Linked DNA regions of Homo sapiens: region 1 is linked to region 2. The links are chromatin loops, found by intact Hi-C in ENCODE. Cell type or tissue: mesothelial cell of epicardium. All regions are shown on one strand. Each heading gives the region's core, and the rest is flanking DNA. Links, peaks and the distances in the headings are about the cores only.

Region 1 (17,233 bases), core at 5,809-13,808, 200 kb before region 2:
GTGGGAGGAAAAGGAAATGAATGGTCCAGATTAAAATGGGTGAGGTAAATGGGGTCAGGAGGTCTCAAGAAATAGAAGGGTAATTTTTTTTTTTAACACTTCAAAAACTACAGAAAAAGGTGTTCCATATTTGTGAAAATAGAAATGGTCTTTTGATCAATCATTTCCCCTTAAAAGACTAGGAAAATTGATCTTATGCAAAAAAGGAAAGAAGGAAGGAAGAACAAAAGGAAGAGAGAAAAGAAAAACTAGAAAAGCATGACTGATGTAAGAAAAAGATAGTAAGAAGTAGAATGGTATCTCTGCAAACAATGCAAGCACACCAGTACTTTATGCTCATAAGACAGAGGAAAAGTGTAATCTAATATTTCAAAAGATGCTAAAATAAATGCTCTAAATGATAGAATATAGAAAAGAACAACATAAATTTAGAAAAACTGAAATGTGCAAGTATAATGCAGGAAAGAATTAGAAATCAAAGACTAAATCATTTCAGAAATGAAGGCCAAACTTGTAAGAACACATGAGTGAATAATACCGAGAGCATGCCATAAGAATTTTAGAAAAGAAAAAGGAGCAACTAAAAATATAAAAATTGGAAACTAAATTGTTCAATTGAAAGTGACACATATAGAAGATAAGCAACAAGACCAAAAATATTAGGATTTCCTAAAGAGAAAAACCAATGAAATAAAATGAACATTAATAACTATAGGCAGGGTGCAGTGGCTCACACCTGTAATCCCAGCACCTTGGGAGGATGAGGCTGGTGGATTACCTGAGGTCAGGATTTCGAGACCAGCCTGACCAATATGATGTAACCCCATCTCTTCTAAAAAAAAAAAAAAAAAAATTTGACCAGGTGTGATGGTGGGCACCTGTAATCCCAGCTACTTGGGAAGCTGAGGCAGAGAATTGCCACCACTGCACTCCAGCCTGGGCGACAGAGTGAGACTGTATCTCGAAAAATAAAATAATGACTATAATTCCGGGAAACTTTTCTGAAAATAAAATTGCAACGATATTGTGAAAAGGAACACTACATCCCTGCGAGAGTGATCCATAATGAGTAATGTCAAGATACATTGTAGGAAATCTCCCAAACTTAAAAGATAAAAAAATCAGTTTGGCTTCGAGGGAAATAGATACTTGTAAGAATTAAGAGGGGGAAAATCCCAGATTGTCATCAGAGTTTTCAAAGGAATCCTTTACTCTGGAAGTAAATGGAGTAACATTTAAAAGGTAGTCAAGTTTGGTGAGTCATGGATTTTAGATCTATCAAAGTGATTTTCAAGTATAGCAGCCACAGATATATTTATCAACATGCAAGAACTCAAGACTATTGTTCCTGGTAAATAGAAATAGCATTTGCCCACTCGTTCAGGCCCAAAGCTTGGCATGTTTCTTGATGTCTTTATTTGTCTTATAACTCACATTCGATTCAATGGAAAGTTCCAGTGGCTCTACCTTCAAAATATATCTGAAATTGGACCTTCCACCCCCATTGTTATTCTGTTAATCACCATCATCTCTTGCTGGCATGACTACAGTGGCCTTCTTCCTTGTTTCTCTGCTTCCAGTCTTTCCTCCCTCTAATCTGCTCTTTGCACAGCAGCCACAATAAGCTACTATTATACCATGCCTATGCTAAAACTCTCATGATTCCTTACATTACTTAGTCTGGGATACCTCTCTAACCTGCCCCTTGCTCACTGCAGTGGTGGTACAAGGCTAGTCCATTATTTCACTCAGTACTGTCCAACTACAGGGAGCATCCATTTGCTGTTCCCCTGCCCAAAATGTCCTTCCATAGATGAAAATATGGTTGCTCTCCTCTTCATTAAACGTCTTTTCAAGTGTCTTTATTCCAACTGACCTTTCCTTTCTAAAATAGTACCATCTCCTTCACTTTATCTACCCTTACTTACTGTGCTTTATATTTCTTCACAGGACTTCTTGATTTTCTGACATATTACAAATCTATTTATTTGTTGCTCTCTTCCCTTCTAAAACATAAGCTTTATGAAGGAAGAGACTGTGTTTATTTTGTTCCTTTCTGTCTCCTCAGCACCTCAGGTAGTGCCTGGTATGAGATATACATTTTCCTGATACTACTACTCAATTGAATAAATGAATTCACAAGAGGTGTTACATACTAAAACATTAAAGTGTTATCTTTTGTAGAAAATAGATCAATAATAGGTTGTTACTGAAGGCAAAATATTTTGGAGCCATTCTTAAAGGTATTTCTTAATTTGTCAAAGAGTAAGAGGGCATGCATCTCCGATAAGTCCCTTTCCAGTACCACTGTCAGAGTATGTACTAGGCTGAATATGGCTTTGAATTTTCTGCTTTCCAGCAGAGAGAGAAAGCCTTACAAACAATTCAAGCTGTAACCCCTGTAATTATTAATTAGTGCCTATTCAAGTACCATGTACCTAGCAGAGATTCTTCTAATCAGATTGCATACCTTACATCTAAAAATGAATTCGTCATTTTGTGAGATATGTATTTCTCTAAGTATAATGGCATTATACTGTCCTACACTCTTTTAGGAACTAAATAGCAATAATGTATAATCTTATTTTCAAGAAATCTTCCTTTTATGAAAAGTCAATAAAATCTGATGTAAGGGATTTAAAAATAATTCAACTTATATAATTTGATCAGACTATGTGCAACCTATACCATCCTATTTACTACATCATACTACAATTTATCAGTTGTTACCTTCCTTAATCCTCTCCAGCTGCAGGTCCTGAAAGGTCTTTTGCCTATAGGTTCAATCCCTTCTAGTGTCTGGACCACCTGAAATCAGATTGAGAATATATTTCAGCCCTATATGAACAGGTACCGGGTTTTGCTTCTAGAAGCCCGTGCCCTTTCCTTGTAATATTCAGTGTGTGTTTTGTCTTTTTTAATGGGTTGCTGCTCAGATTTTTTTATGAAAACACATATAACTCTGCTCTAAATCTCAGCCCCTTGAAACAGGGCTTGATGACTCTGTCCAGTTTTTTCTAACATTTACCAAATGGGAATTCTGATCCATACTATTCTCAGTTATTGATGGGGGCCTTAATGCAAGTCATACCACTTTCCCCAACTCCAGGTACTAGTACTTGGCCATGAGGTTCTGCACCACAGAAAAAGTGAATTGTATAAACCAAATTCATCCTCTATATGTTTATGTAGTAAGTTTCCTGTCTTATTCATTAGCCAATGTGAGGAAACATGTACTCAGAGCATAGATAAGTAAATATATGTGTCCAATAATTCTACCAACTGAACAGTAAAATATGCATGTCTATGGTTCGGAGATACAAACTTTTCAAAAGCAGAGTGGACAAGCATAAATACATACTTGGGGTTGAGACTAAGTAAAAATCTGAAATATCCCATTTATTAGAAGGTTGAAGGTTTTTTTCTTTTTTGCATTCATTTGTTCTTGATTCAGTGAGATTAGTATCTTTAAAGTCAATTATTGGTTTTGTAATTACATTTGGCACAAATATGTATTAACTTTATGTTAATTATGGGACTAATGCCATGTTTGAATGTAAACCAAGAACTTTATGTCTGTAGTCAGCAATTCAATCTTGCTTTTGAGGAATTTGTAATGTGAAATCACTGTTTAGCATTGTAATAGCTTTCCTTAGGGTCAAGCACTTCCCAATAAGTTTGACATTAGGCATGAAAGAAGATGCATGAAAATGTTTTACTCACAGATATAAACAGTGTAATCTTTATTAACACACAGAATGGAACATACAGTAATGAAGCAATCTAAAAAGAACATAAATTTCAATATTTAGCCAATTTGTTTTTATTTCCTTCCATGCAATAGTATAGGAGTTCAAGAATAGTCAATGGTTATTTGAGTGGAATATGAAAAGTGTGTCCTAATTTTCAGAGGATTTGGGGAAGAATTCCTAATTCATAATATGCAGCTGCTTCCTTCTTCTATGATACTATGCTATAAACAGGGAATGTTTCTTGATTAGATGCCAATGCCAATTCTGTTCAAAAACTTCAGGAGGAGTTTAGAAATGTATACAGGTTAAGAATGGACACTGAAAAAGACAAATATTTAAAGTAATATGTTTTTCTTGGAGAAATTTTCTTATGAAGTTGTATTATTCAGTTAACAATAGATAGTAACATGAGAAGGATTTGATGACTTAAATAACTGTCTGATTTATGTTTTATCCCCCCCCTTTTGTGTGTTTCCTTTAGATAAGAAATGTTGAAACCAATCAGTGTTTAGACAACATGGGCCGCAAGGAAAATGAAAAAGTGGGTATATTCAACTGTCATGGTATGGGAGGAAATCAGGTAAACTCTCCCTTTTTATCAGCTTCATGTTTTAGAGGGAAAATATTGTTAAAACTATCAGTGGAGACCATGGCTCACATGTTAATAACTATAAACTGAGCTTAATAAATAAATGTACACTCAAATCTAGAACTAATTTGGCTATTTTATTGTCCCAAGGATCTTAAAGGAGAGCTGAAAAATTAAAATAAAAAGAGCAACACTTTCAGTGTGCCTACAGTTAATGAAGATATCCAAATATTTTAGACACATCTCATTTTATCATGTATTAGCAAATGAGAGGAGTACATTTTATTCTATTAACTGAATATAGAAAATAATTCCTCAACATCTGTGATGTTTTCCCAATGGTTATTTTTATCCATCTCTTTTCAGATTTTTATGTATGTTATGATTTTTAAGAGCTTTTGAAGTTTAATAAAATGTTTAAGTATATAGTTCAGTGTTGAAAGCTGACTAAAAGTCTTAGACAGCCTTTCTTGTGTGTGACAAGAGTTCTTGTGCTCTTCTTAAGCATTGGAAAAAAGCTTTGCATGGTGGGCCACATGGAGGCTATTTGGCTGTGAGTCTTCAGGACAGAGCTATTTTACTGCCATGGCCACTTTGAGAGGTAGAATTTGGAGTTCCTGGGAACTATACCAACAAAGCAGAGTTTGAGGTAGCTAATCCTCTGTAAACAAGTTATCTACAGAAGTTTAGGAGAACCAAAAGTTTTTTATCCAGAGGTAGAATTTCTGAGTTAGTGTGAACCGAGGTTGCAAAAGTTATCCTGTCCAGCACAATTATGGTTATATTTGTGTCAAGATTTATTACAAAAATACTTGTTGATTCTTGTACTATAAAGAAGAAAATGAACTCTGTTGAGTTTTGGCGCACCATACTTCAAACAGGGCCGGTGTTATTTAATGGAGAACATTAAAAGGAAGTTTCTCCCTTAAAAATTCTTAATTTAAAAAATCCTAATTAGTGTTCCAAACTGTCAATTTGAGCAAGAAAATATTTAAACCAAATTTCTAAATTACAGCATGGGAAATTGACCTTATGGAGGAAGAGGATAGAAACAACATAGGCAGACTAATGACAAAGCATTCAGAAATGATTCCATTTATTGTTTCACTGATTCATAATGAATGTGACAGGCCTCTACTGCCAAAAACCAATGAAGTCCTGATGAATTCAGCTGGAAACAACAAAATGCTTAACTATAAGAGGACTAAATGTGTGAGGGTTTAATTTTCTCACATAATAAAAATTCTGACATTTGTTTAGGACCTCAATGATTTCATAAAGAAACCAAAAACTTTATGTCTTTCCATTCTTTAGTGTTTAGAGTTAACTTTTATCATCAGCTGGTCAGAAGAGGACTGCTGAAATTCCAGACATCATATCCACATTCAAGGCAGGAATATCAAAGTCAGGGAAGAACTGCAATAGCCATATCTGTTTTTCTTTTAGGAAAAGCAAAAGCCTTCCTAGAGGCTCTACACGTCTCAGTGTATCTCTCTTTAGGTAAAAATGTGTTACTTGGACATCCCTAGTACAACAAAACACTGAATATTTAACCCCACACTCACAAGTAGCTGCTTCTCACAGTTCATTTACCAAGATATTGGGGAGACATTTAGAAGTGCCAGCCATAATCTGTTTGAACAACTTATGGCAAAAAAAATCAGCTAATTATCTGCTCCATAATTTCATACAGAATTTAAAGAAACACTACTTATGAAATCTCTCTCATTCTATTGCTTATGAAAATAAGAAAGGTACCCCAGATGAATTCTCTACATAGAATCATTACAGTGCCATATTAAAAATTACTTTATTCATCTGCACGTTTTCAAATACCCAGAAATAAGCTATCTCACTCTACTGCAAACTTCTTGCTGGCAGTCCTATATCTTACTCCTGTTTTCATACCCAGCACCTGCTGCAGTCTTGGAACATGGTGAGCACCTAACGAATACTAGGCAAGTAAATAGATGAAAGATTGTATTGCCAGAACAGTAGATTTGTACCTTAGAACTTTGTAGACATTGCCAAGAAATAATGAGCTGTTATTTTCATAGTAACTAAAAGTATATAAAAACAGCTCAGGGATTCATAAAGAAAGTGATCAAATAATAATAAGCATAAAATCTATCCCTACTTTTATTCTAATGTGCTCTACAAGATCAATTTAATAACAAGATAAAAATTAAAACCATTATTTTTCCATCTACATACTTAATTGCACATACACACACACACACACACACACACACACACACACACACACACAAATGTTTTTGGAGCCCTTTTTGTTAAAACACAAACAATGGAAACAATTCAGTATTTACCAAGAGGGGAATGGTTAAATAAAGCATGGTATACGCACAGTATAGAAAGCTGTATACCATCAAAATGACTGAGGGAGGTCTGCATGTGTGTCACTAGAACTTCAAAAGAGAAAAACAATCCAGACAACTTATTTTCAATAATCTCATTTATGAAAAAATATTTGAACAATATATAGTATCTGTATATTTATATGGATGCTATGTAATCTATTACAAATCTATAAAAATCTATCTGGAATATAGATTGTATCTGGCGAGTGGATATCTGGAAAGAAGACTGAGTTGGAAAAGAAATTTTCCTTTTTACCGCACATTTTTCTGCATACAGTAGTACATGTATTTCCTTCATAATTAAATAAGAATGGGGAAATTTAAACTATTGAGACTAGAAGAACATTGTTGTGTTGCATTACCCTGATCTGATTAATTGGGTAACTTATGGCAAGTTACATAATATTTTTGAGCTTTGATATTGATTGTCCATAAAATGAACAAAAGATTTCATTCAAATTTTTTCTAACACTAGGAAAATTCATTAAAAAAATTAACACTAAACATGGCACATACTAAACATGCAATGTGTATTGATCCATTGCCATTAATTAGCCCCTTTACTTGTTATTTCTATTGATGTTGTTAATTCTCTTATTTCTGAAGTTAAAAAATGTTCGTTCAGTGGCTAATGTCACAAGCAAGATAAAAGCACAACACTTAATTTGGTATTGTTGATTTCAAAACGATGAACAACCTCTCCTGTAACTCTAACAAATACAGATTATGGAAAAATTTAACCATCATATAAAACTCAATTATTATGAATTCTGCTCTGATGGAATTCAATATTTCTAAGATAATTAATACTAGGAACCTGTTTCAGGTTTTGTCTTTCTCACTTTAATAAAAAACAGATTTTAGAATTTTATTCTCAGAATTACCCTCCCTGGTTTTATTGCTATTCTTTTATGTTACCATGGAAGCAGCAATTATTTTTATGGTTATTTAGTTTTGACTGTTTTATAAGTAGCCCCCAACCCATAAAAATCACTCAAGCTTCTCTCTCTTGCTTTTACACAAAAATCATAACAAATGTTAAAATCCTTTTTTAACTTAGTTACATTTCTAAAAAAAGGTATTTTTTTTTTGTTTGTCAACAATTATACCTTAACCATTTCTCCTTGCATAGGAGTTTTGATAGTTTAGGGGTTTTTTAAGGCCTTGGAAACATCAGGAAGAAACTTACTTTTCAGTAGTTGTTAGAAATAATTTTCTTAAACACTCAGATTTCCCAGCAAAATCTAAATGGAGTTAATGAAAGTTTTTGTAGCAGGAATACTGCAAAAGCTAACAACTGGAGAATTATTATTCAATTCAACATGACCATTTTGAAGTGCTCTTTTTTTAAAGCCTTATAAATAAAAACTGTCTTACTCAAAGAATAACAAAATTCAGCACTCCATTTATATCTATTCTTGCAATGATTTATTTTCATTGTCAAGCAACTTCATGATAATCATTAACACTTTGAAAAGAATAAGAATAATTTGATTAACTTGAATATAAACTTTTACAAGTGAAAGACAGAAGTTACAATTTACTGAAATAAAGTATAGCAGTTGTGAGAGTGTCTTCTCTGTACTTCTGAAAGATGGCATGGATTCCTGGAAGCACTTCCATGTCCCGTACAATGTTAATGACTCAGATTTACATGTACAGCCCCAACCTCTCTCCTGAGCTCTAGAATCTATAGCCAGTTAATTATCGTTAATGTCTGCAGACATCTCAAACCCACCTGTTTCCAAACTGAACTCATTTCCTTTCCTTTCACAGAGTCATCCAAAATGGAAACCTAACATAGAAACATACTTCTGAAGTCCGATTAGTCACCAAATCCCAACACTTCTATGGAAAAATGTCCCTACATCTTAGTCCTTTTATAACCAGGATCTCTGCCTTTGTTCTAGCCTATATCTACTTTTACCCATATGGATTTAAAACCTCATTATTTTCATAACTCATAATTCATGCTACATTAGTTTAACATCTCATTAAATATTCAGCAGCTTTCCACTGCCCAAAGAATAAAAGCCAAATTCTTTCCTATGATATACAAAACCCCTCATAATTGTATCCCCATCTGGTTTTCCAGCCTGATCTACCTTGATGTCCCATCGGTCTCCTGTGCTCTAGACATACGTCTCATGATTTCTCATTCCTTGAATGCTTTCAGTGTTTTCCTATCCTAGCAGTTCACTTACACTGTTCTCTGAAATTGAGCTGTTGGCTACACTCTGCTCCACTAAAAAACTTAAGACACACTCACTGTTGAAAACCCGATAATTTAGCTTCTCATTTGCTAGCTATTCATTAGCAACTCCTTAACCTAAACAGGACACATTTTTAATGGATAAACTATAATTGATTTATTCATTGTTTTATTGTTTAACATACAATATTTATAAAAGTTCATTGTTATAAACCAGGCCCATCAATTTCCTTGTAGCTAAAATCTGGCAAGCGCCAATATTTACTTCTTTAGAAATATCTCTAGAAGTACATTTGCTACAGGACACATTTTTAATGGATAAGCTATAATTTATTTATTCTTTTATTGTTTAACATACAATATTTGTAAATGTTCAGTATTATAAACCAAGCCTATCAATTTCCTTGTAGCTAAAATCTGGTGATCACTAATATTTACTTCTTTAGAAATATGTCTAGAAGTATGTTTGCTCAATCAAAGGTTATGCAAAATTAGAAGGCTTTTAAGGTATACTAACAAATTGTTCTTTTTTCTTAAGATTTCAGCAAATAAGACTAATAGCTAAAATAAAAAGGACTCTGATAAACATTTAATACAAATTACCCTCTTTGAGACTTACAATGATCTTTGAAGTAGATAGTGTTATTATCTTATTTTACTTACGAATGTAATGGAAATCTTGAGTGATTAGTATCATGATTGAAATGGTAAAGCCAGTGTGAACCTAAGTCTGATTCCACACCAGGTTTATAGTCACTGTATTTGCATTGATTTCCAACCACACTTTCCAGGATTATAATCGCAGTGGCCAACCCTGTGTATTATATTTTTTTTTTGTTTTTTATCTTTGCCATTTTAGTATGGGAGAAACATTTTATCTTGTTTCAACCATATTTCTAGCATTATCAGTGCATTTAATGATTTTAAAAACTGGCATTTAAACATTTCAAAAATTGTTATTGCAAATTTTCTAGTGATATTGTTGCTTATGTTTCCATTGGGGGTTGAAAGGGGTCTTTTTTCTCTTGTCATTTATAAGAATACTTTGTTAAATATTATCGCCCTGGTCATGCATTTTGCAAACATTTTTCTGACTTTTTGTTTACAGTTTTTTTTATATACAGACTTTTCAAGTTTATATATTAAAACCAATGTTTGCCTTAATACTTTCTCTTTTTTGTGTAGAAATGCCATTCATTTTTAAAGTGCTTTGAAAAAACATTTATATCATCATAAAGGCATAATATCAAAATTGGTACTCAGATCATAGTCTTATTAGGAATATGTTATATCTACTCAAACTGATATTAATTTTTATTTAAAATTTACATAAAATAGCTGGGCATGGTGGCATGCATCTGTAGTACCATCTATTCAGAAGGCTAAGGCAGGAAGATCTCTTGCACATAGGAGTTTGAGTCCAGCCTGGGAAATGTAGCAAAACCCCATCTCTAGAAAAAAAAAAAACTCTAATACATAAAATATATTCATAATTAGGTAAAAATTAAATTAACATAACATTTATAACATAAACATTTTACTTTGAAACTAATCACTGTAACAATTTTAAAAATTCAATGCTGTTTCCCTCTGAATAGCAGCACATCTTTAATTAAAAATGAATAAAAATAGCCCCATACACATTGTACCTTTTCCTTTTAAAGGCAAAAAAATGTAAAGTAATGGAAAAATATTCACAACCCTAGTGAATGCATTTATAATGTTTCTTTTTCTCCCTGGAGCCACTCATTTGAAGACAGCTAGAAAGCACGTGGAAACATTCCATATAATTTATTGCGGTAAATGATTCAGAGCTATTTTTCAAGGTAGCAAGCCTTTAAGGAAGCTTATGCTAGCCATTTGTTAAAATGCTGTTTTCTGCCAAGATTAAAGAAGAGATCATTAGGTATGATCTACACTTTTATACAAATATCTCCTCCTCGTCTAACATCTGATTACTTAAATTGAATCTAATCTTATGACAGGTGTATTAAAAATTTAGAGAGTAAACAAATACTTTGTTTCATTACAGATCCTCTCCTAGAGAAAGCTTAATTATTTTATTAATATGTTCTAATGTACTCACAGATTGTAATGAATACATTCAACAGATATATATTCATTTTAAAGTTTGCATTTTTATAAGTACTGTAATTACTTAGAAGCCATTTCAATACTAATTTGGTCCCTTTTTAGTAGCTTGCACAGTGGAATTAAAACTTACCAGGGATTTCACAGAGTAAATTTGCAAGTTAAATAGAATGGCCTATGAGGAAAGAAGGAAAATCTACCATTCATTAAATGTTTAAATGAGTTGGATACATGCAAGCTAGAAGAAAGCAGGGTTACCACAACTTCTATAGAAACAGGAATTATTACAAGAGCCTTTCATTATCATTAATGCTTGACTGGGAGAACTTCTCTGGTCTTTGCTGACTTTGTCCTCCTGTCAGGAGATTATACTATACTTGGGATGGAATGCTGTCTTAGTCTATCTGGGTTGCTATAATAAACATACAATAAACTGGGTGGTTTAAAAACAACAGAAATTTATTGTACACAGTTCTGGAGGCTGAGAAGTCCAAGATCAAGACACCAGCAGATTTGGTGTCTGATGAGGGAAAAGTTCATTGAGCCTTCTTCTTGCATGCTCACATGGTGAAAGAGAAGAGCTAGATCTCTGGGTTTCTTTCATGAGGACACTAATCTCATTCCTCGGGGCAGAGACTTCATGACTTGATCACCTTCTAAGGGCCCAGACTTCTAATGCTATCACCCTGGGGACTGGATTTCAATGCATGAATTTGGGAGGGGGGACTCAAACGTTTAGACTACAACAAATGATAATTTCAGTCAATCATTCATCCAACAAAACCTGATTATCCTAGTCAATAATAAACACTCTAGGTAGTATATGACTAAGGGGAAAATATCCAAAGAAAAGAAACGTTTCACTTTGGCTAGCTTTTTGGGGGATCATGAGTTATCTCTTTACCCTCAAGTTCTTCAAACAATGAAGTTTGAAGTTTTCTTTTAAGTAAATCCAATAGGCCCTGTGATCATTTGATCAGTCAGGTGTCAACAAAGTCTTAGGATACTTTTACATGTCAGTGAATCTCTTATTGCCATGCTACTCTGTTCAGTCTTGATTCTTCACATTTTATTTTTCTGCAAAATTAATCCCCTCAAGTTTAAGGAGGCGTCAAAGTTGTACCATATCCTGGGCTTGCAGCCATTGTTTCAAACTCAGTGTGTCTATAATTACCTTTTGTCCCAAGCCTTTTGTCCTCTAATCTCTTTCTTTCATCTTTTACATTTTTCTCTCTCATCTTTCATCACCCCATGCTCACTACAAACTGGACCTAAGCCCTGGGGATTCATTCTACTAGTCTTTTTAAAATCTATTTCTTCTTTTCTTCCATTAATAACTCAGCTTTCTAAATTTGAGCCTTGATTGCCTCAGACTTGAATTACTACAATAATTTTCAGTGTAGTTTCCCCAAACTCCAGCCTGTCCCTATCTTCATTCCACCTTCCTTAAATAATTAAGTGATGACTCCGTCGAAATTATCGCTCCCAGTTGGAAAAACAAACAAGCACCAAAAAAAAAAAAAAAAAAAAACCTGAAAGAGTTCCTAGTTATTACAGGATAAAATTGGCATTGTTTACACAACTTTGACCCCTTTCTGCTCTACTCCATCAACTTTATGGACCCTGACCAGACTTGTAAAAAATTGTTATTGTTAGTTGTTGTTTTTCTTATAGCTTTGCCTTTTCTTAAACCCATTTGCCATGACCTTGCCATGCTTTTATTTATTTATTTATTTATTTATTTATTTATTTTTTTGAGGCGGAGTCTTGCTCTGTTGCCCAGGCTGGAGTGCAGTGACACAATTTTGGCTCACTGCAACCTCCACCTCCCGGGTTCAAGTGATTCTCCTACCTCAGCCCCCCCGAGTAGCTGGGATTACAGGAACCCGCAACCATACCTGGCTAATTTTTGTATTTTTAGTAGAGACAGGGTTTCACCATGTTGGCCAGGATGGTCTCGAACTCCTGAACTCAGGTGATCCACCCGCCTCCACATCCCAAAGTGCTGGGATTACAGGTGTGAGCCACCGCGCCCGGCCACTTTTAGAACTATGTAAATTCTATCAATCTAGTCGCACTTCAAAACCCACCATCTCTATATAGTGCTGTATTTTTTCTGCTTTTCAATATACATTTATATTTCCTTTGAACTTAGACTGCAGAATTTTTTCTCTTGTTTTTAACTTATATATTATTTCTCAATATTTTATTCTTTAATCATTATGTTGTCATTCAATTATGTATGTTTCATTATCCTATCTGCAAAAATAAATTGTAGTCTTTTTTGGAAGCAAGAATTTGTTGTTTTTCTTTTTAAAAAATCCCCTTACAGGAATAAACGCTTATTAAAAGAATGAACAAGTAAACAATTGTTATAAAAATGTTTAAAGTTACACAAGAGCCTGTTATCATAAAAATAGCTTCAAAATTCTGACTACATAAACTAAAATCATCTTCCTGGAGGATGAAATTGTTCCTCTAGAAATGTGTGGATTTGGGGCTTTGGTAACTGAAAAATGAATATCAAAAGATACCCATGTTCTAACCCCTGGAGCCTGTGTTTTACCTTATGTGGCAAAAAATATTTTGTAGACATGATTTTGTTAAAGATCTTGAGATATGGAGATAATCTTGTGTTATCTAGATAGCCGCGCTACCACATGTATCCTTATAAAAGGGAAGCAGAGGGAGAAGAAAAGGTGATGTGACCATAGTGGCAGAGCTTGGAGTAAAGCGGCCAATAAGCCAGGGAATGGTTGTAGTCACAAGAACCTGGAAGAAGCAAGGGCTAGATTTTCCCCCAGACCCTCTGGAGGGAAAGAGGCCCTGCTGATACCTGATTCCCACCCAGTAAAACTGATTTTGGACTTCTGGCCTCCTGAAATGTGAGAGAATAAATTCCTGTTTAAGCTTCCAAGTTTGTGATAATTTGTTTTATCAACGACAGGAAATTAAGGGCTCACAAAGAAAATTCTAGAAACAGTATAGCTCAGAGTTCATAAATAGCCAACTTCTTTGGACAAAAATTTCTAAGATACTAAACCTTCCTCAAAGTTGGAAACATACATGATTTCATCCTGATACTTCTAAACATGTTGTGATAGCTAGAAAGAGTGGACCTCAGTTATATAGTACTGATTCTTCAGAAAGTTTTAATTGTAGAATTTTTGTTTTTAGAGATTCTATTTTAACTCAAATTTTTGTATTCTCTACCATCATAGTAATTGTAAATAACATTGTCAATTATAAATCCTATATTAATAAAAATATAAAATAACTAAAATGAAATCCTTAAAATATTAAATGATAATGGCTCCTTCTGTTAATAAATCCTGCACAGGAGTGTTAAAATTATTTTATCCAATAATTGAGCAAAAAATCAACAAGTAACATTTTCCTAATTCAAGAAAATTATATCAGAGGAACATCTATGAAAACTTGGAGTTGATAAAAACTTGTAGGAACTTGTGATCTGATCCTGCCGAGTGTTGCCTGGCCACAGTGTTTTCTAGCATAGAAATGTTAAATATGTCATGTTTGGCCCTTTTCTTTCCCTGACAAGAGTTACTCAAAGATTGTAAGTTTTTGTTTTCTTTCTTAAGATCTCTTAAAAATTGAAAACTAGTATTGGCTGTTTTTTAGATTTATCTTTTAAGTATTGTAGAGTCTCATTTTATGTTTCTACATTTTGATTGTTAACATCTACCATGTAAGACATTTTTTCAAAAGTGTTAGAAAAATTGTCAATTCAAGTCAATCTAGAAAACACCTTTTCCATTTTCATAAGATATTTAAAATTCATTTCATGGGATCCTACATTGATTTAAATAAGTCACAACTTTGGCTCTATGCTTTCTAGCTATGAGCACAAAGTTGGTTATATGATTCCTTGTGTCCATAATATTAAAAAACAGCTTCGTAAAAGTTCAGATATTCCTGGTGTTAAAATCATAAGGATATCTACTGTGATTATCGATAAGAAAAGCAGTACATGGAAAAGGGACTATGGCACCAACAAGGGAAGGACACCAGACCAAATTGGAGAAGACAGTGTCTAAGAAGGCATCTTAGAAAATAGCAAAGTATGTCAGTGCAAATAGTAGGACAAAATATTATTCTGTTGATTAATTGGTTAAAGTATATCACCATCATCCCATGCATAACTGAGATTAATATTACATTTCTATAAGGCTTAAACATTAAAATGATATTCTGTTTTTTAATGTACATAAATGTGTATCAGTTTTATTAATGGGATTCCCAGAATATTTGGAAAAACTCCCCTTAAAGTGAAATATCACAGTAAGTGTATAAAGCAGAACGTTTAATACTACCCTGGTTTAATAAAACCCCACTACATACACACACACATACACGTAGACACAAAGGCGTACCTCAACCATCAGGACAACTTTTCTTACTGAAAATGGGAATCTGTTACCTGAAAAATTTACTAAAAGGAAAATGTGTTGCTACTAACAGCATCCACTTTGTACCCATTGCCCACCAATTTGTCTCCTCTAAAGCTCCTGTTATATACAGATGGACTGCAAGCTCTCTGCTGACTTTACCAAGATGAATTTGTCTCCATTAAACTAGATATTTATTTCCAGCAGAACTTATTACTCCTGTGTACTCTTTAATCTTCTGACCCTCATTCTTTTCTCCACCTTGTCTTCAAATAGTTTTCTCCTGTTTTATGCCTAATTCGTTTTGACTTGAGGCTATAACCTTACTCATTACTGTGAAATGTATCCTTGTTCAAGTAACCTTCCGGCCAACATTTTATCATATTTAATACTTTTTTAATTAAATGATTTGAATGCATGAGTCTACTATATGTGAAGAATATTAAGGTCTTTCGAAATACTCTTCTATTCCCCATCACCCTTAGACTAGCTGTATGCCTATTTTTCATCAAGGACATAATTATTTTCACCATAACCATTTTAAGCACTCTATAATAGATAATATAACTTTATCTTGGCTTAATCCATGTAGTAAAAGTCAGTTTATTATTTTCTAGGTAAGGTAAATAATGTCTGTGATTTCTAAATTAACAGCGTTGCCTAGCCCACTTTTATATTCTTGAGAAGCCAAGCAGAATCCATACTTATGATTAGTTGCTTTGCTGTACCTGTGATTGTCTTCATCTTACTGCATTTGCAATTCCATCCTAGTTATTAAATTGTTACAGTTTTGGAATAAATTAGGCAAGGATATTCCTAGTTTTTTTTGCTTTTTAAATATGAAAACTTATTTTTTCAGAAATGAAAAGATAGCACAATAAGGCCAAGATGACATAAAACTATACAAGAAATTCATGTTCAAATAGTTGACTAGGCAATACTAATACTTTATCCCGGGAAGAGAAACATTAAGTTTAGAAAAAGAAGACATCTGAAAAAATATGCAAGTGAAATGAAGATATTTGATATATTTTATAGCACAAAATACATTTTATATTCTGTATAAGATTTTTTAAAGATTCCTTGCTTAAAACTTACCAATTTTTAAAAGGAGTCATCAAATATAAAATATTATTGAAAGTAGCCCAGTGTAAGGAGACTAATCAAGTGGAAGCTACACATCGATATGGCTAAAACACAATGTTTTAGATATGTCATTTAAAGTTAACTATATATCCCATATATATTTTGCCTTGCTACAAATATAGACGTAGTAGTCATACTATGTCAGCAAAATATCTTCTATTATAGGTTTTACATGCCCTAATTATATACTCATGATGTCAAAAAGGAATTGGATCTGAGATATCATGAGATTGTCATTTTTCTGTATAAATGATGAAGAAAAATTATTTCTAATTTTTTTCCAAATCTATTCTTAACATTAAAAGCTATCTTTATATTGAAATATGTCTAATACTTTTTTCTTTGCACAAGAAATACGTTTTCTAGGATTTTATTGCATTCTACACTAATTTGAAGCATGTGTTAGCAGTATGAAATGGGTTTTTTCTTTTAATTACATCATATATAATTATACATGCAAGAAATATATATATATTTGTTATAGATAGATATCGCTGTTTAAATCCACTTTGAAACAAGATGTAATATAAATAGGCACACAAACCATATACTCAATCTCATAGGGAATACAAAAGAATCATTAACAATACAGCAAGCATTCATAATGCTCTACAGGAGGCATTCAGGAAAAGTTCTGATAAGGACAGGAATGGGTC
Region 2 (17,233 bases), core at 3,273-11,272:
GAGAAGACTGATTTTCTGTAACCAATTGCCTCCTAAGAAAGTGAAATAATAAAGAAATAACCTTGGGCTTTCACACTGTAGACACAGAATATTTGTTTCAAAAATAACAAAATAACAATAGCAATTAAAAAACTGAACCCCTGACTTACAAAAAGTGTATTAAGATCTATCTAAAAAAACCTATTAGACTTTGTTAGAAAATTCTTAGAGAATACCTGAGGCTATTATTTCCATAGCAAAAAGATGAAGATCTGGGTATTTACTCAGTTATTTGCTTATAGACTCTTTTCTTTATTTATTCATTAATAAACATATATTAAGCATTAATTCCTGAAACCTGGTATAAAAGGTAAAAGATTACTGGCAATTAGTTATATCAGGTTGCTAGTACCTAAAATGGTGGGAATCATAAAATAATCAAATAATAAAAAATAACTTGTATTTTAAATTTACAAAACAGTTTAATGAATTGTTTTTATTAAATATATGTTTGTAGCCATAACATTCATATCAATATGAATAGATATATGGCAGTGCTTGACTAGTTGTACCAAGTATTACAATTTTACATTTAATTTAGCCAGAAATTGTTTCTAATATATGCTCAGAATGCTTTAAGCACCAAATGACATCACCTGCGTTCAGGCCCCCAGAACTGGGGTTTGAAACACTAAGCTGTAAAATATATTGGGCTTCTTTTTCTTTTTCTGATGTTAGGAACATCCTAAGACTCTCTGAAATTGAATGGTGCTATTTTCAGAAGACATTAAACGTGTGCCTTTTCAAAATCTTTTGATAGTTTATGCCACTTTTTTTTACCACAATAATAATTTTAGAGCATTTTGGTATTTTTCAACTCACATATTTCTTCTTTCCTACTTCACAGTCTTGAAGTCTTGTCAGATTTCCCCATATGATCAACTCACTCCACATTCAGATGAATAGGTATGAGATCCATGCTGCCCAATTCTTCTATATGCCCAGCATACATAAATAAGGAGCTATCATTAAGAGCTTCACTGCTATACCACTTGTTCATATAAGTTATTAAAAACAGGAGCAACTCTGTTCCCAAAAATGTTTCCACTGACAGCTCTAGGGAAACTAGAAAGCAGTAGCTGATATGAGTGTAAAAAGGGGAGTGACTTTACAATATATGTCTTTCTCTCTTTATTTCCTAGGCTATAAAACTATGTCGAATTTCAACTTCATATTTGATTTTTATTGCATTGAAAAACTTCAGTAGTTATTTTTAACAACAAATTTTTATTCTTTCCCATACATACTGGTTGAAAATAAAACTAATCAAATCATTTCATTATATTGTTCTTCAGACTTAATGAAATAAATGTTTGATAACTTGTGTCTTTTATTCTTTCCCCCTTCTTTATCTACTTCAGGAATATTAGATTCCTTTACAGTTTTTTAAAAATTTTAAATTTATGAGTAATACATTTCTCTATGTTTTCCAAGAGGTTTGCATCTTATACTACTTTTTTGAGTAGACATGGTCAAGTATCATTGAAGGGGCAGCCAATTCCTGCTCTGTGAGGCCATTTTAACACCGCTGTCCCTCACCCGAAAATGCTTGTGTTACCATAGACATTAATTATCAGGTCCTTCAGCAACACAATGTCAAAATACGCACTTGGTATATTCAAATAATTCATTGAAAAATAAATCGACAAATTTCTTGGCTTCAGTGGCCAGGCTTTTAAGTATTCTTTTTTTTTTTTTTTTTTTTTTTTTTGGTCGGAGTTTCGCTCTTGTTGCCCAGGCTGGAGTGCAATGTCGCGATCTCGGCTCACTGCAACCTCTGCCCACGGGTTTCAAGCCATTCTCCTGCCTCAGCCTCCTGAATAGCTGGGATTACAGGCGCCCATCACCACGCCCAGCTAATTTTAGTAAAGATGGAGTTTTGCCATGTTAGCCAGCTGGTCTTGAACTCCTGACCTTAAGTGATCCGCCCGCCTCGGCCTCCCAAAGTGTTGGGATTACAGGCGTGACCTACCGTGCCTGCCCTTAAATATTTAAATCTTTTTTTTTTTTTTTTTTTTTTTTTTTTTTGAGACAGAGTCTCGCTCTGTTCCCCAGGCTGGAGTACAGTGGCGCGATCTTGGCTCACTGCTCACCTCCACCTCCCGGGTTCACACCATTCTCCTGCCTCAGCCTCCCGAGTAGCTGGGACTACAGGCACCTGCCACCACGCCCGGATAATTTTTTATATTTTTAGTAGAGACGGGGTAAATATTTAATTCTTTAGCATCTCACTTTTGTATTCTTGGGTTCATACTTATGCCCAGGTCTTGACACTGTGTCTTCAAGTAGCCTTTTGACTCCTGCCACAAATTACAGCTGTATATTGTATTATCTGAATTATCTAAAATCATGGCTATTTTCCTTTTTTAAGAAAAAAAAATCAGTTTTTCAGTACTGAGATATTGGTTTTAAACAAAACACAATAATGAGAGCCTTTACATATTCAGTAATTTAGCAGTCCAATTATGTCCTTCTGTCCTCTAAGTCAACATGTTTTAAAAGTGAGAGAATAGTAATTTTATATCTACATATGTGGAAACCATGTTTTTTTTTTTAAATACAACCTTTTAGCTTTGATATGAGGCAATTATGTTTTTCAGTAATATCTGGGATCTATTCTACCTGTTACAATTTTGTGTGTCGTAATAAGCCACAGAAAACTGTTGTAGGAATTGGAGGGCTTGGGAAGTAATGCCTTTGACTCTTTGCTTGCATAACTCCCTGGCAGAAATTTTTCCTTCCAGTAAAAATATAATATGAAAAGCGGATTACTGCTCAAATCAGGTGTACCTGGGAGCTCGGTAGATAAAGGAGATTTGTGATAACAACTGAAAGAATGAAAACAGGGGAAAAAGATAGTAGTTTAGAAGGTAAGTAGAATAATGATTTCAGCTTTGTTTTTAAGAAAAAAGGACTCTTTCCAAATTAAATGTGGTTCCTGTTATCTGTGAAAACATTGGAAAGTTTAAGGTTTCTATTTCTGAAGTTTTTGTATTCTACTAATATCACTTCCAAGTTAAAAACCCAAAATAAATATTTTAAGACAAAGTGTGCATATCATTTACTTTAAAGATAACTGTTGCACCTAAGAAACAACAACAAAAAAAGATATTTCTTGAAAAATTTTAATTATCTTATCCTCGAATATCTTGTGATTACATGCCGGAATCAAATACACAATATTTTTAAAGATCATAAAGCAGTATACTTAATTCTATCAAGGAAAAACTATTCAACATATATACCCTTCATATCTAAGTTTCCCTGAATCAGAAGGTTTCTAATTCAGGAGGTTGCTTGGAAAGGCCGATGTATGAAGTGCTCTAATTTCCACTTGCATTAGAATGCTGAGGTCCATTCCTTCTAAACATTTTCCAAAAACATTTTTGAGTATATCATTTATTCATTCATCCTTTCAGTTGATCTGACAAATATTTATTGAGCTCCAACTATATCCTATGTTCTGTGTTTGGGATATCGCAGTAAACAATAAAGGCAAAATCAATTTTGCTCTCAAGGGATTTATACTCTAATCAGGGAAATCCACATTTGTTTATATGCTTATATAAACAAATACATTTATATCTTTATGTGCTTATATACGTTATAATCATATACACAAATTAATAATTAAAATAACTTTAGATATTTTAAAAAATCCTGGATATTAGCCATGATGATCTGGCAAGGCCATTTTAAGAAGAATGCATTTCAGCTGCGTCATGAATAAGAAAATAATAAGCCAGCCAAGCAAATGTCTGATGTAAGATGTCTTCAGATAGAGGAAACTACAAGAACTAAACTTCTGAGGCTGGTGCAAGTTAAGAGATAGAAGTAGACAATAGTGGCCAGATGGAAAAAGATCTTATAGGCCTTAAAAGTAAGGAAGGGATTTCTTGGTTTCTTTGTTTATTTTCTTTTCTAATAATATTATAATAAGGATTTTAATCATAGGAAATAAGGGATTTGATTTATACTTTAAAAGATCAAATGGAAAGTGAGCTGTAATTAAACTAAATGGAAAGTGGACTAACTCTGGTAAGGTGTAGATTTAGCTATGTTAATCTATCCTAGCATTGTTTCAGTATAAAAGACAAGGTACTGTGTTAGTATAATTCTTTGTACAATCTTTCATACTAGAGGTAAGAAAAAAAAGTTTCAGTCAGAAGCCTCTAAGAGTGTTCCTTATCTCTGGGCCTTACTAAGATATCCTTTTCATTTCTCTCTAGCCTTTCATGCCAGAACAGGGAGAAGCTTTCACCCAATGGCATAGGGACCAGCTAGTTGGTTCATGTCTCTAGCAAACTTTCCTTTTATTCCACCACCAATTCCAACCACCAAATTGGGAATCTACGAGCATTTGGTTCAAAGAGCTCACAGCCTCATTCACAACCAAAAATATTTCAGAGTGTACTCTGCAGTAAGAGCTATACCATAGTGTGAACACATTGCAAAAAAAGAAAGAAGGGAGAGAACACTTCTGTCTTGGGGAAGTTAGGGAAGACAGCATAGAGGATGTTGTGTTTGAGTGAGGCCTGAAGACATCTAAAGTGGTTTTAGGCAGAGAAAATATAAATATAAAATTTTCTCTAAATTACAAGGAAAAGTAGCATGAATTAGAGCATGTAAGTATGATCATATATGATTTTTAGGTAAATGGAAAAGCACACGACTTCAGAAAAAGCAAAGATTTTTATGTCACTGGCAGTGGTAGGAAAGAAAATTGAAAAATTTATTATTTGTACCCATGGTACGGAATATGAGCATTAATTTTCAGGCCTTTGATGGAAAGTCTGCAAATAATTTTTGAGCATGAGGGTGACCACCAAATTTGTGTTTTACAAAGATAATGCTAAGGAAGAGTGTAAAGAATGGATTGAAGGAGCAAAAGGGCAAGAGACTAGCAGCAGAAAAACCTGTTAGACGTCTTTAAAGCGGTCTAGATTAGATATGCTAAGGGGCTGGACAATGAGAGATGGAATCAAATAGGGAAGAAGGATAAATTAAAGAATCATGTTGGTGTAGAAGTGATAGGGTTCATATGTGAATCAGGTTTATCTGCAAGAATAAGTGACGTTATTGAAGTTTATAAAGCTTCAGGCTTAGACTACTTACTGCATGAGGATGCTGGCAACCTACTAACCTATGACCTGGCCCAGGTATTCCAAGGATTATAGTCATTTGATAGGCTAGAACTTCACCTAAATCTCCCCATAATCATCCTAACTTCCAGTTTCTTTTTTTTTCCCCTTGATGTTTGGTATTTGAATAATGAATGTACCTTTCTTCAAGTAAGATGCAATATGCTTTATGTTTTAAGTTGGAAATATCTCCTGCCTACCAGTTTTGCCAGTGTGTTTAATGTTTGTTTTATTTTTCAAAGATGAATGAATTTTGGTTGAGCCATTGCTCCTAATAGGCAATACAGTCACATATTGTTTTCAGTCCTCCTTTATAAAGCAGCTGTATTTTTCACTTATGGCTGATTCACATCTTCTCATGAATTTAATTTTCTTCCATCCACATTAATTATCTAACTAAAGATGATATGGAGTTGTAATATCATATCAGTGACATAAATTGCCTATTACATAAAGTTAAGATATAGTCAGTTACAAACAACAAAAGAATCAACACAACTAATTTTTAATGAGAGATTTTTATGTTATATATAAAAAGAATAGTGCAACCACCAGGTTGGTTAATTGAAAGGCTAAATATAAAGCAAAGAAACGGTTTCCTTCAATCATCTTGCACTGCTATTTTCATCACACCAGGTTATCTTTTTAAGGTATCACAGATACCTTAAAAAGACATCACCTGTTCTGATAAAAAGATACCACCTTTTCTGTGATATCACTTTTTAAGATATCACAGAAAAATGAATAATTCTTATAATGTGTCCCTTTACAAGGGTTAGAAAAACTTTACTAGATGGTGTTGTCTAGACTTCCTCTCACATCTCATTGGCCATTTATACAACACTTGCTCTGTCTAAGCCAATCAAGTGTGATGACAAGAATAATGAAACCACCATGATTGGCTTAGACTCATCCTTCTCTGAAATGCATGACCATCTAATACCTGAACAAAATCAGGGTTTTATGTGAAAATATGCAGGAACATGGAGGATGGTTTTCTAAATAGGCTACTAATAGTATTCACCACTGCAGTATTCCTGAAGGATGTTTCTTTTGGAATATTTTAAGATTTGTCAATTACATACCATGATCTCTGGGTAGATAATGCTCCCTGAATACCTTTCCAACCTTGGAGCTTTCAGCATTAATTGGTCACTCATTTGGAGAAGACAGAGGGAAAAAAAAGTCATCAGAGTTCTTACCTATTGCAACACAGTCTCAGGAATTTGAACTGGGCATTGGCAAATTTCAATATTGGTCCTTGTTCAACTGCCCTTCCAGTGCCATCCATCATGCTATTAGGAATCTTGTCCATACATGCTGTTCTGTGGCTGCTCAGAAACTCTCTAGCAGAACTTCAAGTATTTTCTTCCAGTTAGTAGCCTTCTGTTTCAAACTCATCTATTTGACCAAAGTGTAACTGTCTTCTAGTCTCAGAAGCATTTCTGATTCATATAAGAAGCTAAGCTCTATCTTTGTATTCACTGGAAGTAATGGGTTAAAAAAATTCATTTCTCAAGCAACAGAAATGTATTTTGACAAAGATCTGAAGGTTCTAAAGATTATCCAAAAGAGGACACTGTTTGAAGCAGCATTTTCTAGTTTGCTGCCTATTTGACATTTGGCCATGCACTGATTATATCACATCTCAAAAGTAGCACTTGCTTACCTGCATTTCTGTAATATGCCACTGAAATAATACACGTGAAAGGGCACTGACATTGTGAGGGGCTGCTCCAAGAAGTTCTTGGGACCTGGGGCAGAAGCTACAGATTAGAAGACCATGACAATGATGAGTATTGTTTCAGGCATTAGCTAGCTTCAGTTTTTGGTGGAACCAAAGTGTCGAAACTCCAGGTAGTCAGAGTGGTGAAATTTTTAAATTATGGAGTGATCATCTTCTTCACGTCTCCCAGAAGTCATGGAGTAAATATTTTACAAACAACTAATTTTTGATCTCCAGTTACGTAAGAATGATCTGATTAATTTCTGTGAGTGAAAAGTTGTGGTATAGTGGTAACAGTCAAAAAATGAATATTCTAATGATTATTGCAAATGTCATCTCTTCATGCAGGAATATAGCATTAAAACAATTGGGGCTTACTAGCTCTGTATATATGTGGAGGCACAAAGAAATTCTAATGAAATCCCACACTAGTGTAACAAATGTTTTAGTTTTGCAATCTATATATTTCCTGAAATTCAACAGAAAGCATGTCCTCAGTGTCCTGAGCATTTAAAACAAGAAGAAAACTTTATTTAAAAGGTTTTGATGGCAGAAGAGAAAAGTTAAAGTTTCCATTTCTTTCATCATTTTATCTCCCTTAGTTTTTCCACATTTCACATCTGTCTTTCTTCTCTGAATACCAAAAGTAATTGATGTTAACTTGATAGGGTCTCAAAAATAATTTAAATTATTAAAATGTAGTTCTGCAGATATAAAGAATTTATGTGTGCCATTTTATTCTTCACTGTTTCAGAATGACGTCCTGCCCTCCTACCCACGGTGTAGCCTTCTCCACTTGTCTGAACACAAATGACATCTTTTATGTGTAAAGACTAAAGTGAAGTTCCATGAATCATTTCTTTTTTAATGTTTCCCATGGAGCATTTCCTCTCCCTGTCAAATAGAAATCCACATTATTCTCTTTTAGAGTTAAACCTTAATGTATTTTCTTTTCGCTTGGAGTACTTTTCTATTTTACTTGGTTACTGCATTGCTTCTTACATCAGGCTCATTTGCTACATCACTCTAGGTGCCCACACTATCTTTTTGTAACCTTGCCTTGTTCAGGGAAATCGTTCTCTCAAAAGCACTAAGTGTCTGAAACCATGACTGTTTATAATAGGATGGTACACAGCAAGGATCCCCAAACCCCGGGCCTACTGGTACTGGTGCGTGGCCTGTTAGAAACTGGGCTGCACAGCAGGAGGTGAGGTGAGCAGGCAAGAAAGTGTTACCGCCCGAGCTGCGTCTCCTGTCAGACCAGCGGTGGCATTCGATTCTCAGAGGAGCACAAACTCCACTGTGAACTGTGCATGCGAACGATCTAAGTTGCGTGGTCCTTATGAGAATCTACCTAATGCCTGGTGACGTGGAGTGGAACAGTTTCACCCCGATACCATTTCCCCCGCCCACTCTGACCATCGTGGAAAAATTGTCTTCCACAAAACCAGTTCCTGATGCCAAAAAGGTTGGGGACCGCTGGCACAGAGAGCCAAAACATGATTATGAATTGTAAAGTTTTATAAAATTTAATAAATGAAACCTGAGAAGTAACCATTACAGTTACAAAAACAAAATAAAGTTGTACATTTTTTAATCAACCATATGTATAGTGTAATAGAAGAAATGTTTACCATGGAGTCAGAAGATGCCCCTAACAAGCTCTATGAACTTACACAAGGCTTTTCTCAGCCTTGTCGTCTGCTTCCACATTTATAAATATATGGAAATATATGAATCTTGAACTAAATGATCACTATGACCCTTCCAGGTCAAATGATCTTGATTATCAGTATATTAATAGGTTATTTTATTTTAGGTTATTTTATTTTTATCTTAGTCAACTGGAAATGGACTTTTTAATAAAAGCATTAACATGGAATGCTTCCTCTTCTTACGTGGAAACAACTCCTAAAGCACAAATTTGTAATTATGGTGCAGGAGAGTCTTATCATAGGTTGCAGATTTTTAGGCAGTTTTCCGTAATGAGTTAGAAATTATATTAGGGGAGCTTATGATGGGGTCAGTTACTTATAATGCTTATTTTGTTAGAGAATATAGTATACATTTTGATGGAATAAAAGCTATTTGGGAGGATATTGCCCTGTTCTCTCACTCCACTTCTTACATGTCTTTTATTCTACAGTTGCTGTCTAAGTCTTAATATCAAAATTTGCTCCCTATGCGGAAAATCTGTTTGGTAACTATCTATTTGCTACCTAATCTGGGTAATGTTGTAGAACAGGTCTGTTCTCCATAATATATCCCTGTCTATCCAAATCAATGTTGTCTTTAGTTTGAATAATGAATATTTAGAGAAACAATTTGAATAGAAATGGATATAACTAAAACTATTCAGTTCTGGGGTTTTGGTTAGTGAGAGTTCAAAGAGCAAGGGTTTGAATGTGAAGGAGGGGTTGGGTAATATTTTCTTGGGGAAGCAGAATGCCTTAGTGAAAAGGGTACAAGAGTTCATATAAGGAAAGATAGACTCATTCAATTTCTTTTTCTTCCACTTGCTATCTGGGTGACCTGGAGCAAAGGAATTGGCCACATATGTATGTTAGGATTCACAGTTGTAGGTAGAAGAAACAAACTCTGGCTGATTAAGTGCAACTTGATTCATTAGAAGGATTAATATATGACTCAGAGAAGCAGTAGAAGAATAAGTGTTGCATTTCCATTATAATTACATAGAATAGTAATGATGGTGTGTGGTAAACATACAATTTTTGAAGCTGGTGTTACACTGATGCTGTTTGACATTTAGTACTAATACTCTATAAACGGCTATTCGATAAGAACAGGAAGAACTTAAATTGGACATTAGCTAGTGAATGACTAGAAATTCTATCAGGATCTGTTCATTTAATTTTGTCTTGTCCTTTCAGAAAATGAATCTATAATTTATAACTCTCAGGAAAAAAATATTGAAATCTTCACATAGCTCTATTGATTCAAATTTTAAGATATATAGATGTTAAAACAATCTTATAATAAAATTATCACACCATTAAGATGGTTACCAGGAAGACTTCAGCATTTTTACTAGTTCTTTGTTTTACTTTTTTCTCTTAGTGGTTTTTTTTTTTTTTTCCCAGTCTCTCTAATTATCACCTATTCCATCTATAGGCATCTTAATCAGTTTTGGCCATACACATTTACTCAGAATTCCAGAAGAAAATTAGATTGTATAATACATGGTTGATTTCCCTTTATGTTAGCTTGACAAATAGCAAGTGACAAGATTAGCCATCCAGGAATCCACAATTAAAGACTATGGTTTAATTATAACCATGTTAATCAGACTGGCAGAATTTTTTGCCCAGTCCTCTGATAAACCAATAACAAAAATTACCAAAGTCTTCTTTGGTATAAAGAGAGGCAAGGATAATTTGTGAAAATAATAGCTTTTGCTTGAAAGATATAGAGGTTTACTCATTATGTTTTCTAGAATGTTTTCATTATATTTTCTAAAATAAGAGAATTAGCTTATGGTGTGAGATTCGGGGTTCTGGATTTTTAGAATTTTAACTGCTTTCAATGAAAAAGATTCATTATGCACAATACTGTTGTTATGACCATTTTACTTTTTTTTTTTTTTATCATTTACAAACAAGGACAGCACATGTTTTAAGTGATGCTTCTTTGCACTATCCATGACCTGTGAAACTGCTATTACCATCAGTGAAAGGATGAAGGAAATCATCTGACCTTGGAAAATAGTAACCATTTACCTTTAGTCACCAACACTTTCTTGTGATGAGATGTTCTGTTAGTGGCTGTACTTATACTTGTTATCTCAGTGTAAATGACTGTGTACTGTTTCCTTCATACACTGATTTGCAGATGTGCAAATTAGAGAAGTCTACTAGCTAGCATTCCTTTTCACCCAAACTGCAGAGGAGAGATGCTTTCACTCTGTTAGTTATATGATTACTTTGCTGAGACCATTTAATGCTAATATGCGCTTTTGTCTGCATTCATCTTTTTGCTTTTAGTTCTGCCAGCATAGTCAGTTGTTACCCCCTCCTCATGTGCCTCAGCCTTGCTATTGGAGCCATCTACCTAGCTGACTTAATCTCTATTTCCATAGAAAATAGACATGTACAAGTTTAGTAATTCCCTATGACATGGCAAAAAAAAAAAAAAAAGCCCTGTAGAGACTTGTAAACTATTCTTTAAAAGCACCTAAGAATGAAATGTCACATTGCATGATAAGAATAGTTAGTGATGCCTGTAATCCCAGCACTTTGGGAGGCCGAGGCGGGCGGATCACGAGGTCAGGAGATCGAGACCATCCTGGCTAACACAGTGAAACCCCGTCTCTACTAAAAATACAAAAAAAATTAGCCGGGCGCGGTGGCAGGTGCCTGTAGTCCCAGCTACTCGGGAGGCTGAGGCAGGAGAATGGCGTGAACCCGGGAGGTGGAGCTTACAGTGAGCTGAGATAGCGCCATTGCGCTCCAGCCTGGGTGACAGAGCAAGACTCCGCAGCCCCCACCCCCCCCCCCCCAAAAAAAAGAATAGTTAGTGATGTGACACAATTAATGGTCTATGCTAGAAGTGCCATAGTGAGGCTTTTCATATTTTTAGTCATCAGTCATTCATTGAATATGTATTAATACATGTGTGTATTAGAGTTCTCCAGACAAACAGAACCCATAATATATATAAAGATATAAAGAGAGAGACGTATTAGGAGGAATTGGCTCATGAAAGATTACGGAGGCTGAGAAGTCCCACAATCTTTCTGCAAGCTGGAGGCTCAGGAAAGCTGGTGGTATAGCTCCAGTTAAAACCTGAGGCCTGAGAAGCAGTGGAGCTGATGATGTGCTTCCAGTTAAAGGCCAAAATCCCGAGAAGCAGGCAGCTGCTAGTGTCAGTCCTGGAGTCTGAAGGCCCAGGAACCAAGATCACTGATGTCTGAGGGCAGGAGAAGATGAATGTCTCAGTTTAAGCAAAGAGAGCAACTTCGCCCTTTCTCTGCCTTTTTATTATTTTCAGGCCCTCAATAGGTTGAATGGAGCCCATTGGTGAGGGCAGATCTTCTTCACTCAGTCCGCTGATTCAAATGCTAATCCCTTCCAGGAACACCCTCATAGACGCACCCAGAAATAACGTTTTACCAGCTATGTGGGCATAGCTGAACTGACACAAAAGCTGACACAAACTGACACAAAAGCTTAACTCTAACAACAACACATCTTTCTTTCTTTCTCTCTCTTTCTTTTTCTTTTCCTTCCTTCCTTCCTTCCTTCCTTCCTTCCTTCCTTCCTTCCTTCCTTCCTTCCTTCCTTTCTTCCTTCCCTCCCTCCCTCCCTCGCTCTCTCTTCCTTCCTTCCTTCCTTCCTTTCTCCCTTTCTTTCTTTCTTTCTTTCTTTCTTTCTTTCTTTCTTTCTTTCTTTCTTTCTTTCTTTCTTTCTTTCTTTCTTTCTCTTTCTTTCATACCATTAACTGTTCAGTCAGAAAGTAAAAGTCATAATAAAGTATTTTGATAGACATTATAGTCTACATTCAGACAGACCTATGTTTGAATCCTGACCCATTCTCTTACTAGTAAGTTTACTTAGCTTCTATGAAATGGGTTTTACCTTTTGGGATTATTCTGAGGATATGATAAATTGATAAGCTTAAAGTGGCAACCAGGGTCTTACTGAATCTGGGTCCCACTCTTGGGTGTGTAGTTGTGGGAAATAAGCTACTTCCTGAAGCTCTAATGCAGATACATTTATATCGTAGATTCCCTGAGGACTGTAAATCACATCGCTATGTTGAAGATGTTTGGTGTTAAGGACATAGCAGTACAGGATTGTGATGCCATGGAGCTAATATAAATAGGATAAGTAGTTTCATTCTATGTATAGCCATGGGCAGGAGGAGGTGGATGTCCCTTTGGATATTTATGTCATACCTTAAAAAATCACATTGCTTCAAAAATAATTTTCACTTTATAATTCATTTATACTTACTTTTTTATTAAGTAACTTTCAGTCATATAAAATAAAATTTACAATGGTAATGATAATAAAAATAGAAAATCACTAACTAGTAAACAAGTGGTCAATATTATATATAATATAAAATTATATATTTTATATATAATGATATTATTAATTATTAATTGATATATATTTTAATATGATATATATTATAAATGTAAAAATACATATGGTTTTATATGTGTGTGTGTGTGTGTATACACACACACACACATATATTTGCCTTTATGTTAGTTTCCAAGCTCCTTTTAACCAGGGTAAGATTGGCAAAACAAGTTGCAGTATTTTATTATCAGAAGGGAGGACATATATATGTGTGTATATATATATATATAATTCATTCAGTTGAAATAAAATTTTTCACATGGGACTTTGAAGCAGACATATAAAAGGCAATCTCATCAATGATAAATTTATGAAAAATATAGAAGCAAATTTACTATAACTATTTCAACTACTTTACAAATTCTGAAGATACAACAAGTGTTTACAATTCAGTGAGAATTATACTAAGAAGCACTAAGATAATGTGATCCAGGCATATGTCTTTCTGGTGGTCCAAGCAAGAAGTGAATGCAAATGAGAAAATACTGATTGTAGTAGATAAAGAATGGAAAGTATTTCCCTTAAACAACTTTCCATCTGCTGAAATTTTAAGAGTGAGTGATTTGATGTGGCTTAGTAATGTCAGTGTTCTACAGTGCTAAGAATAAAATTAGATTCTTTAGAGACTGAGATGACATTAGGAAAGTCAAGAAATATATCTATTGTTCTGTCTTCATTAAATATCTTCTACCTCTATGTATGTGGTTCAAGAGAATCCCAAAATTGTGTTTAATAAAGGTTTTACAAATAGCTTTTCTACATTCCTTTATCTGTTATTACATTTGATTGGTTTTTAATTGTTTTTGATTGTCTCCCTTTCCCCTTCTTGGAGCATCTCTCGCTGTACTCTCTCCCTGACTCTCGGTGATTACCCAGGTCCTACTTCCTTAGTAGATGAGGCCTGTGTTCTTTAGTTCATCAATTGCTTACACTTCTAACTATAACCTTATCTGATTCTCAACTATCTCTGTCTCCTTGCCTTTAATCACAAATGGTGCAGGGTACTTCTCTTTCTTCAGGTCAAACCAGGTCAACTCAGGGCAATCTCCTGTGATCCTGACTTCCATCTCTTAAGAGACTGTGAGCTCTTCAAGGTCAGTTATTATGTCCTAACCACTTTGGTCTTCTCTAGCAGGTGTATAGTTGGCCTCCTTATGTCCCCTGGGCCTTACCATCTGAATCACTAAACTGGACGTTCTTTGCTTGGGCTTGCTCTAGCACCTGTGCACTCTAGTCACATGCACTGCATGTGGAGATCCTAGAGAATTAATCCCTCCCTTCCCCCAACCCAGGTTCAGCCCTCAAATGATGACTTCTAAAAGTTGGTATATACATATTCCAGCCCTCTTGCTCCTCAGGCAGGATAACTAGGATGAACGTGCTCTACACTGGCTACCAGAATTCACCAGCCTGATTCAATTCTAGTTGACCCACAGTAATGCTTAATAATGTACCTTTCATCAGTTTTCATCTTTTCCCTGTTTCTCTTTGCTTTCCACTTCCCCTACCCAGGTGTTTCCCTGGATCACTTCCCAAGGAAATAACTTGCAAACAAATCTTAGTTTCTGGGTTTGCTTTCAGGGATATATATAAAAAAAAATGTTTTCTACACCCAACTCTGAGACTATCACATAGAGCATTATAAGTGTTTGTTGAGTGAATAAATGAATAAAATTAACAAATCATGAATCTTGCCATGTTACTTGAATTCATATGAGCTAAACTGTATTTTAAGGTTTTAAATAACTCAGCTACTATTCTTGCCATATTTGCACTACACGTTATTCAGTATCTTGTCTGTATTGTAGTAAACTTAGATTATCTTTGCTATAAATTGCTTTACCATGTCAATACATATTCTTTCATGTTAATATTTTTCTAGATTGTAAAACATTCCCAGATTAAAGCACGTGCAGTCTACATGCCAGGAATGGTTCACAAATAGCAGAAGTTTAAGCTAGTAATGCCAGCTTTATCTGCAAAACAGATCACAATGACAATTGCAAGCTTCTGCTGTTGATGTTGAAAACATACGTTTGCTGTGCCTCCTAAATAAAAATAAAACCTAGTCACAGAAGACACATTTGTGCTAGGCAAAGACCTCATTGGAATCCCTTATTACTTCTCAGCTATCTGGGGCCAAAATACCCTTGAATATTTTTTTGATCATTGCCTCTCTTAATTTTTCCAAAATTGTAAAGTAAGTTAGGCACCATGTAAAACTTTAGGATTTGAAGATGCTTTTTCTCTTTGTCCTCCACAGTCCAGCAGAGGGAGCAGTGTGTCACCCAGAAAAGCTTCAGCCACACACATACTTGAGCACTGGATTCTATGAGACAGACAGATGCTTGGATTTCGGTGAAAAGTATCCTTGACATAAGCTGAGAGCAGAGGCGCAAAAATGCTAGCGAAAATGGAAAGGACAGTCACATACACAGTGAAATTTGAGAGACTGAGTCAAACATATCTCAATCAAAATCTGCTTCCTAATCAGTTCTATTAATGCACTGAAGATTCCTTGGAAAAAAGAAAATATTGTTTAGAGGAAGAGAAGGCCACCCTAGAGCATTACGACTCATGAAAATCTTCAAATGGATTAGTCAGTAGGAAGCAGTGAGTATGATGACTAGCAAATTAAACTTTGGAGTCATGCTGTGGACTCAATTCCTGACTTTCACATATTAACTGTGTGACTTTATTCAAGTGATATAATACCTTGAACACTCACACTCTTTACCTTAAAAGTGGGGATAATAATATCAACATCATAGTACAGTCATAAGTATTAAATACCATAAAAGGGCTTAGCATAAATCATCAATAGTATCTCAGTAAATGTTAGCCCTTCTTGTTCGATTGATTAAAGTTATTTACCATGACCCTCAGGAAAAGAAACAGGCCAATGTGAAATCCAGTGCAAATAATGAAAAAAGGAAAATTACACAGGTGGAAAATTCTAGGGATGAGATAAAATGATAGGTCTTGAATTTTGGAGGCTGCCCAGTGTGCATCCACCGATATTAGGCACCAGAGAGTAGAAATATGAGGGTAGGAGAGGTCACCAGAAGCAGCAGGAAGTAATAGTATTTAAGTCAAGTACTGCCTCGCTTGTACATTTATCTGGCTTGATTGTGCCAGGAAAGTCTTCTTTCACTGGGACCAAAGGGTTCAAAAAGAGGGTGAAATAGCTAAACTCAATGCAGAGCTTTCTTCAAGTCAAATTTTCTTGAGTGTACAAAACATTAAAATGTTGGCAAAGGCATATGAATACTTGGCATCAAGGGCAACTAGGAATAAAGGTAGACTGAGCTTCCTTTTTTGTGTGTATCAATCTTATTTTAGTTCTGTTTGGATATGGGCCAGCCCTTGGGACACAATTTTTCTCCTGCTCTTACTTCAAAAATCATCATTGTGTCCATTATCCTTGCCTGTCTTTCAGGAGTATCCTTCCTCTGTGTTAGATTTTTTGGAGGTGTATCCACAGCTGTATGGAACCAGAAATGACCAATGCTAAAATAGTTTATCCATGCTGCAATCTGATCCTTTCCTCTTTCTCCATCTCCCTCTGACTTCTTATTCCTCCCTTGAAAATTAACTGTTTTATTTCATAGTCCGTTGCATTTTACCTGTATTTTTCCCCTCAATTTTGTGCATGTATATCGAAGGGTTGTTGCTGTGGCAACCTTCTGTGAGGAAGCTTTTGAGCTGTTCTATTACTATATATTAAGGTAGATTATAGAAGGAATCATTTTTAAAATAGAAATTTAACCAAATTTATATCTAAAAATGTTAGAGCACCAGGACTCTGAGTGTAAAAATCTTCTGTAATTGAGTTCATTATTTACAAATATTATTAGTGTTATTACTCTTTGTGTTCATTTTTACCTTGGGTTTGGAGAACCATTTTCATTTTTTTTCCTTTTTATCCTAGAGCATACTGCAAGTCGGCATCTGGTACAATTGTTCTCAAGTGTATTTCTCAATATGTGCTATAATAAGTGTCTCTCTATTTTCTTTAGTTTTCAATAAATATTTGCTCATAATTTTTCTTTTCCTCTTCTTAATTACTCTTTATGAAGCAAAACTTCTATGTATAGAATGTGTACTGGATCCTCTCTTAGATGAATCTGTCATGTATCAGACCATCATGCCCTCAGAGTGTTATGGAACAGCTGTGATTTCTGACCGTGACTCTCGGGTAGGTATCAAGAAATAGGAAT

Evidence for each region. Hi-C counts contacts between places; a loop is a spot of excess contacts. Peaks named below come from ENCODE experiments on the same cell type or tissue, not always from the same donor. Only the 100,000 strongest peaks of a DNase experiment are listed, where the experiment ranks them.
Region 1: a loop joins it to region 2, with 10 times the contacts of the local background. A loop is called at or near these places in 3 of 110 quality-filtered maps.

The regions. Positions count from the first base shown.
Region 1 is chr2:154,404,751-154,421,983 of GRCh38, forward strand. It overlaps GALNT13 (polypeptide N-acetylgalactosaminyltransferase 13), which reads left to right. Exons shown (of 13, transcript NM_052917.4): 11 at 4,234-4,332. Among named protein-coding and RNA genes, the nearest start is that of GALNT13-AS1, 44 kb to the right of the region's middle. In mesothelial cell of epicardium, for the core only: no CTCF peak of the experiment used is centred there; no DNase peak of the experiment used is centred there.
Region 2 is chr2:154,608,719-154,625,951 of GRCh38, forward strand. No RefSeq gene overlaps it. Among named protein-coding and RNA genes, the nearest start is that of KCNJ3, 81 kb to the right of the region's middle. In mesothelial cell of epicardium, for the core only: no CTCF peak of the experiment used is centred there; no DNase peak of the experiment used is centred there.